Regions from separate parts of the Homo sapiens genome. Here region 1 is linked to region 2. A link is a loop called in an ENCODE intact Hi-C map of the cell type or tissue named here. Cell type or tissue: CD14-positive monocyte. All regions are shown on one strand. Each heading gives the region's core, and the rest is flanking DNA. Links, peaks and the distances in the headings are about the cores only.

Region 1 (2,914 bases), core at 152-2,651, 74 kb after region 2:
TTTATTGTGGGTTTATGATACATTTTTTATTATCACACTCCTATCACCATATCTGGCAACTATTTTATACTAAGCACTGTGCTGAGAGATGGGGAGGTTGCAATAAACAAGACATACAAAGTCCTGACTCTCCAGAGGCATGTGTTCTACTAGGAGAGACTGACAAAAAGAAAAGAAACAGAAACAAGTAAACAAAGTTGTTGCAGTTTGTAATGAGTTTGTTATGAAGGGAACAGATTAAGAGATTGCAGCAGAGACTGATGGGCAGACTAACTTTGGTTAAGATGAAAAAGAAGGCACTTTCAGTTGGTGACATGAGAAGTAGGGAGATGAATACTCCAGGGAAAGGGCTGCTACAACAAAGTGCCACAGACCTGGTGGTTTATAAACAACAGAAATTTATTTCTCACAGTTCTGGAGGCTATGAGAAATCCAGCCTTGGGAAGTCCAAGGTCAAGGCAGATACAGTGTGTGGTGAGGGCCCACTTGCTGACCCATAGATGGCTATGTCCTCATGTGGTGGAAACAAGGAACAAACTTCCTTGTCCCTCTTTCATAAGAGCACTTATGAAATCCCATTAGGGATCCCATTAAGGATCCCAACAGGGAATAGTTTTGCTGCGTCATAGATTACATTTCTGATCAGCTTCACCAAGGTATTCTTTCTTGCTTCCCAAAGTGATACTATCCATTTTAGATTGTGTTTTCATTACTGATAATACCAGAGACTTTGCCTCCCAATGGCCCCATGCCATCACATTGGGATTGGGATTTCAACATAGGAATTTTGTGGGGACACAGACATTCAGACCATAACACTAGTCAGGGCCGACACTGATCTGTTACTTGACTCAAGATAGTGTGGCGTGAGAGCAGAGGCGACCCTAAGGGCCCCGTGCACATTTGGGTTACATTAATTTTTTATTGTGAAATAAATTATACATACCCTAGGGTATATGGAATGTATATGAACCATTTAGAAAGTATAATCACAATAATAAAATAAACACTCAGGATCCTACCAGTCAGCTTAAAATGAGAACATCACTAGTTCTTTGAAGACTCTCGGGTGAACCTCATCAATTGCATTCTTTCTCAGTCCCTAGGGGTAGGTAACCAATCATCCCCTGGCTTGTTTATAGTTTTATTTCACATATAGCTATCCCCAAATAATATATTACTTTGTTTTGCTTTTTAAACTTTATGTAAGTGGAAACATATTCTTATATGAGTTGTTTTTGGCCCCTTTACCATTGTGTTTTGAGGTTTGTCCATGTTCTTGAATATACAACAGTTTATGTTCATTAATGGATAATGCTCCATGGTGTGAGTATAACACAATGTATTAATGCATTCTGCCTTTGATGGACATGCAGTTTTTTTCCAGGTTTTTTGTCTATTATAAACAATGCTGTTGGAATAATCTTATATCTCCTAGAGCAAGCAATTTCAGATTATACACTTGGGAATTGGATTGCTGAGTCATAGTTTATATTCCTGTTCGGTTTCACCAGGGTATGCTTTCTTGCTTTCCAAAGTAATTCTATCAATTTTTTTTTTTTTTTTTTTGAGACGTAGTCTCGCTCTGTCACCCAGGCTGGAGTGCAGTGGTGCCATTTCGGCTCACTGCAAGCTTCGCCTCCCAGGTTCACGCCATTCTCCTGCCTCAGCCTCTCGAGTAGCTGGGACTACAGGCACCCGCCACCATACCCAGCTAATTTTTTTTGTATTTTTAGTAGAGACAGGGTTTCACCGTGTTAGCCAGGATGGTCTCGATCTCCTGACCTCGTGATCCGCCCCCCTCAGCCTCCCAAAGTGCTGGGATTACAGGCGTGAACCACCGTGCCCGGCCTATTCTATCAATTTTAGATTACATTTTCATAACTGATAATACCAGAGACTTTGCAAACTGGAGGAAGAGATATTACCTGGTAACTACCTATAGCAGTGGCCACAGTGCAGGAAATGGGTGGAGACTCCCAGGCCAGTGGCAGTTTAGTCTTGCATTTTCCTTCGTCCTTCCCTGACTTCCATTCTCAGACAGGAAATAGCTCTCATCACATGAATGTGTTCAGAAGGCTTTTGAGAAGCTGAGAATGTCAGAAAACAAGAGATTCAAGTTAGAGGCAGAAATGAAGGAACATTCCTTTGCACACAGCTTTCGAGGGTCTAGAATGGCCATCAAGCAATAGATTGGAGTGGACTGACTTGCAAATGTTTTGCTCAGAATTCCTGGCCCTAGAATGGAAGTGTTTTTTGTAGCCATGAATTCTTATAGTCACAGTAGGAGTGACTGTGAGAACTGCATGTTTTCTAATCTCTTGTCCACAAAGGTCATGGAAATCTGGATGTAACTCTACCTGAAATTCTGATGCCTTGACACACAGGCCGACCTTACCCCTGCATTTCCTGGAGTAAGCACTTTTTACTTAAACACCTTCCTCTCTCCTCTTTTTCTCTAAAGGGTCAGCCATGAACCATTCACATTAGAAAAACAGCCTCTAATCTTCACAAAATCCATGAAAAGTAGATATTATTCCCACATTAGAAATGGGAAAACTAAGGCTCAGAGAAGTGAGTAACTTGGACAAAATTTCATAGCTTCTAAGTAGCAGATTTGACAGTCAAAGCCACATCTGTCTAAATTCATCTGTTCTCTCTCTCTCTGGCTTTCCGTGGCCCTCTAATTCTTTGTATTGTCATTTATAACCATGTGGCGCTTAACAAGTGACTTACCCTGTCTCAGCTTTAGATTAAAATATAACAGTTCACGTAGGCTCAATAAATGTTTATTTAAAAATGAAAATCACTATATGGACTTACATTCTAGTAGGAGAAATGTTGTTATGTTTGTCTCCTAAATCTAAGCTCACAGCCTCTGGCTAAGCATGTGAATTTAGCTTGTTCTACAGCT
Region 2 (2,892 bases), core at 393-2,892:
GGGGCTGCCTGTGGTGCCCAAGGCCCTAACCAGCGGCTGGAAGATTCACAACTGTATTACCTGAACTGAAGGGGGTGGGCAGGCCTGCTAGATTGCAGCTGCCCCTTTTTGCATGCCCATTGTCAGACCAGGGAGGAAAAGCTGGGGGAGGGTGGGAGCGATGCCAAGGGCATCCTGGATCTGAGGCGGGGCAGTCCAGCCAGGACAGGGAGGACCAGGAACCTCATCTCCACAGCAACCAGCTGGGGCCACGAGAAGGAAGACAGGAAATCAAAAGGAAGGGTGGGGACCCAGCCTTCAACTCACTGGGTACAGACTATGGGAAAAAATAGGTGGTGGTAGGTCTTTCCAGGGTCAACGCCAAGGAGAGGCCTGAGAGGTGCATAGCAAAGGCTGTGGCACTGACTCCATGGCTCAGAGGAGGGAAATCCAGGGAAGGGCTGAATGCTCTGTGTTTAAGGGAGAGATAGAATGGACAGCTGGGCAAACACACACCCGGGGACTCCTTTCTCCAAGACCGATGGGCATTGGGGGTGGCAGAGGAAATACCAGCATGGAACAACATCCCAGGTGAGGTGTGAACCCTGACTAGGAATACCCCATTCCCAAAGCCTCCCCAACATGTCCCACAGCCCTGTCCACTTGCCCAGGACCCCTGGCTCTTAGCCCTCCTCCTCAGTTCCTCGCTCTGCCTCTCACTCACTCACACACATGCACACACACACACACACATGCACACATGCATACACACCACACACATGCACACAGTTCACATTATTCCCTTAGTTTGGGCAGGAAACAGCTCACTGCAGTGAAGCTCCTTTTAGTAGTTTTGTTGTTATGTCTGCCTGGCTGCTGAGGGAGGAAGGATGAAGGGCTGGCGTTGGGACCAGGAAGGGGGCACAGGGTGGCCGGGAAGGGAGAAGTAGTTGCTGAGCAATGCCATGGGAGGAGTGGTTGCCGTGCAACAATCCAGAGTCTTGGGTAAGAGTGAGGGGCCCCTCAGGGGGGGAAGCAGAGGCAGTTCAGGCCCCAGAGCAGTGCCTCTCCCACTGCTGCTGGAGCAAGGAGGGGCAGCCACACTCTGCTATCTCCAAGGGCAGTTCCTATGGAAAGGGCCCGGCTTTGTTCATTTCCGGGGGGAATGGGGTGAGAGTCCACCTCCATCCTTCCTCTCCAAATCTACTCTTCCTTGCAGGGACCCGCGTCCTCCCCAGGTTACAGTCCTGGGTCCCTGCATGGCTGCATGTTGTCTGCAGGCCACATCTCCTCAGGACTCCCGCACTCATCACTTTCCCATTGCTATGGAAGAGAGGTGTCAAGGTGGCACCTGCCTCCCTGTCCGTAGTGCTCAGGTGTGTGGCTACCAGAGGAAAAGCCACTCCCAACCTTTGCCGACAACCATCCCGTTTCTGGGTTCCTGGAGAAGTCTGGGAAGCTGCTCTGTTGTAGAGGCTGAAAGGAGGGCTGGTGAGAGCCCCCAGCTGAAACCAGCCCTGCCCCTTACCCTTCCTCACCCCTCTACCTTCACTCTCCTCCTAACACTCCAGGGTTTTGTTTTTTGTTTGTTTTTTGCTTTTCTCACCCCAGGGCTCCTGCCTCTCCAGCCTGGAGACAGATTTGATTTGGGATTGTTACAAAAATAATAATAACCCAAATGCAGAGAAGCCACGGAAAGGGCTGAGGGCAACCCTCCCCTCCCCCCGCCCTCCTCCCTCCCCATTCCAAACCGAGTACAAAACCGCACCCAAAGCAGACATTCTGTACAGGGGGGTGGGTGGGCTGGGGAGCAAGCGGGAGGGGCGGCCCTGCGGTTGCTCTGTACAAGTCCGGGTTGGTGACGGCCCCAGCAGTCCCCACAGGGCCCCTGGGGGGCGCAGGAAGTGGGCAGGCGCCTCTAGATGAAATATTCCTTCTTGTCGTCCCCTCCTGACTGCCCGCCTTCTGCATTGATGATGGCCGTGTCCGCGTCTGGAGCATCGTCGGAGCCTTTTGCCTCATGTGTCAGGTAGGTTCCTGTGTAGAGACAGAGGCTTCTCCTCTCAGGAGCAGCTTCCCAACCTCTGAGTCCACCCTGCCCACTTTCTCACCCACCCACTCACACACTGCTCAAGTAATTTTTCTCTTGCCAATAGCTCTCTTCTACTCCACCTTACCTAATTCGCATTTTGCTTCCAACATGCCTCACCTGACCACACCCTTCATGAATAATGAATCCTACCCCTAAGTAGAATCTCATCTATAATACAAAGCAAGAAAGAGAAGTGTGTGTGTGTGTGTGTGTGTGTGTGTGTGTGTGTGCTTGCACGCATGCGTGTGTGTGTGTATGCATGCGTGTGCACGCAACTTGGTGACGGGGGATCTGCTATGTCAGCTTCATGAGCAAAGCAATTGAGATCTGGCTTATGTATGACCAGCCTATGGAGTCAGGCCGCTGGCTAGAATTAATAGCAGAGCAGGAAGTCTGAGAGGAAGGAATGTGAGAAGAGGGTAGAGAGAAGGCATGGATATAAGAGAGAAGGTAGAAAAGGGGGAGAGGAAAGAAAGGCAATGAGATCAAAGGAGAAAGAAAATGAGGTTAAACAGACAGAAAGGAAGAAAGCGCAGGAAGCAATGAGATGGAGATGCAGTTTCAGGAGCTCTCTGTCTTGCAGCAGGAGACCTGGAGGTAGAGCAGCATGGGAGCAACCGCTGACTGAGTGGGAAGGTTTGATTTCACTTGGACGATCCCCAAGTGATCAGGCTTTACTGCGGGGTTGGTGGTGCTCAGTTATCACAGGGTTGGCAATGATAGGGTTGGCTCCATTTTTAATTCCCTAAACACTCCAAAGGGCTGACAAGTCTCTGAAGGCCCTTTCCACTGTCTGCTTCTCCTCGTGCCTGCCTCTGATT

What was found. A loop is a pair of places that touch in the nucleus more often than their neighbours do. Peaks named below come from ENCODE experiments on the same cell type or tissue, not always from the same donor. Only the 100,000 strongest peaks of a DNase experiment are listed, where the experiment ranks them.
Region 1: a loop joins it to region 2, with 8 times the contacts of the local background. A loop is called at or near these places in 40 of 110 quality-filtered maps.

What each region holds. Positions count from the first base shown.
Region 1 is chr1:159,125,304-159,128,217 of GRCh38, reverse strand. It overlaps a transcript of AIM2 not described here. Among named protein-coding and RNA genes, the nearest start is that of TRR-TCT4-1, 15 kb to the left of the region's middle. In CD14-positive monocyte, for the core only: no CTCF peak of the experiment used is centred there; no DNase peak of the experiment used is centred there.
Region 2 is chr1:159,199,928-159,202,819 of GRCh38, reverse strand. CADM3 (cell adhesion molecule 3) reads right to left here. Exons shown (of 9, transcript NM_001127173.3): 9 at 1-2,016. The coding sequence ends at 1,898. It overlaps CADM3-AS1 (CADM3 antisense RNA 1), which reads left to right and starts at 398. Exons shown (of 4, transcript NR_037870.1): 1 at 398-570; 2 at 1,199-2,008. In CD14-positive monocyte, for the core only: no CTCF peak of the experiment used is centred there; no DNase peak of the experiment used is centred there.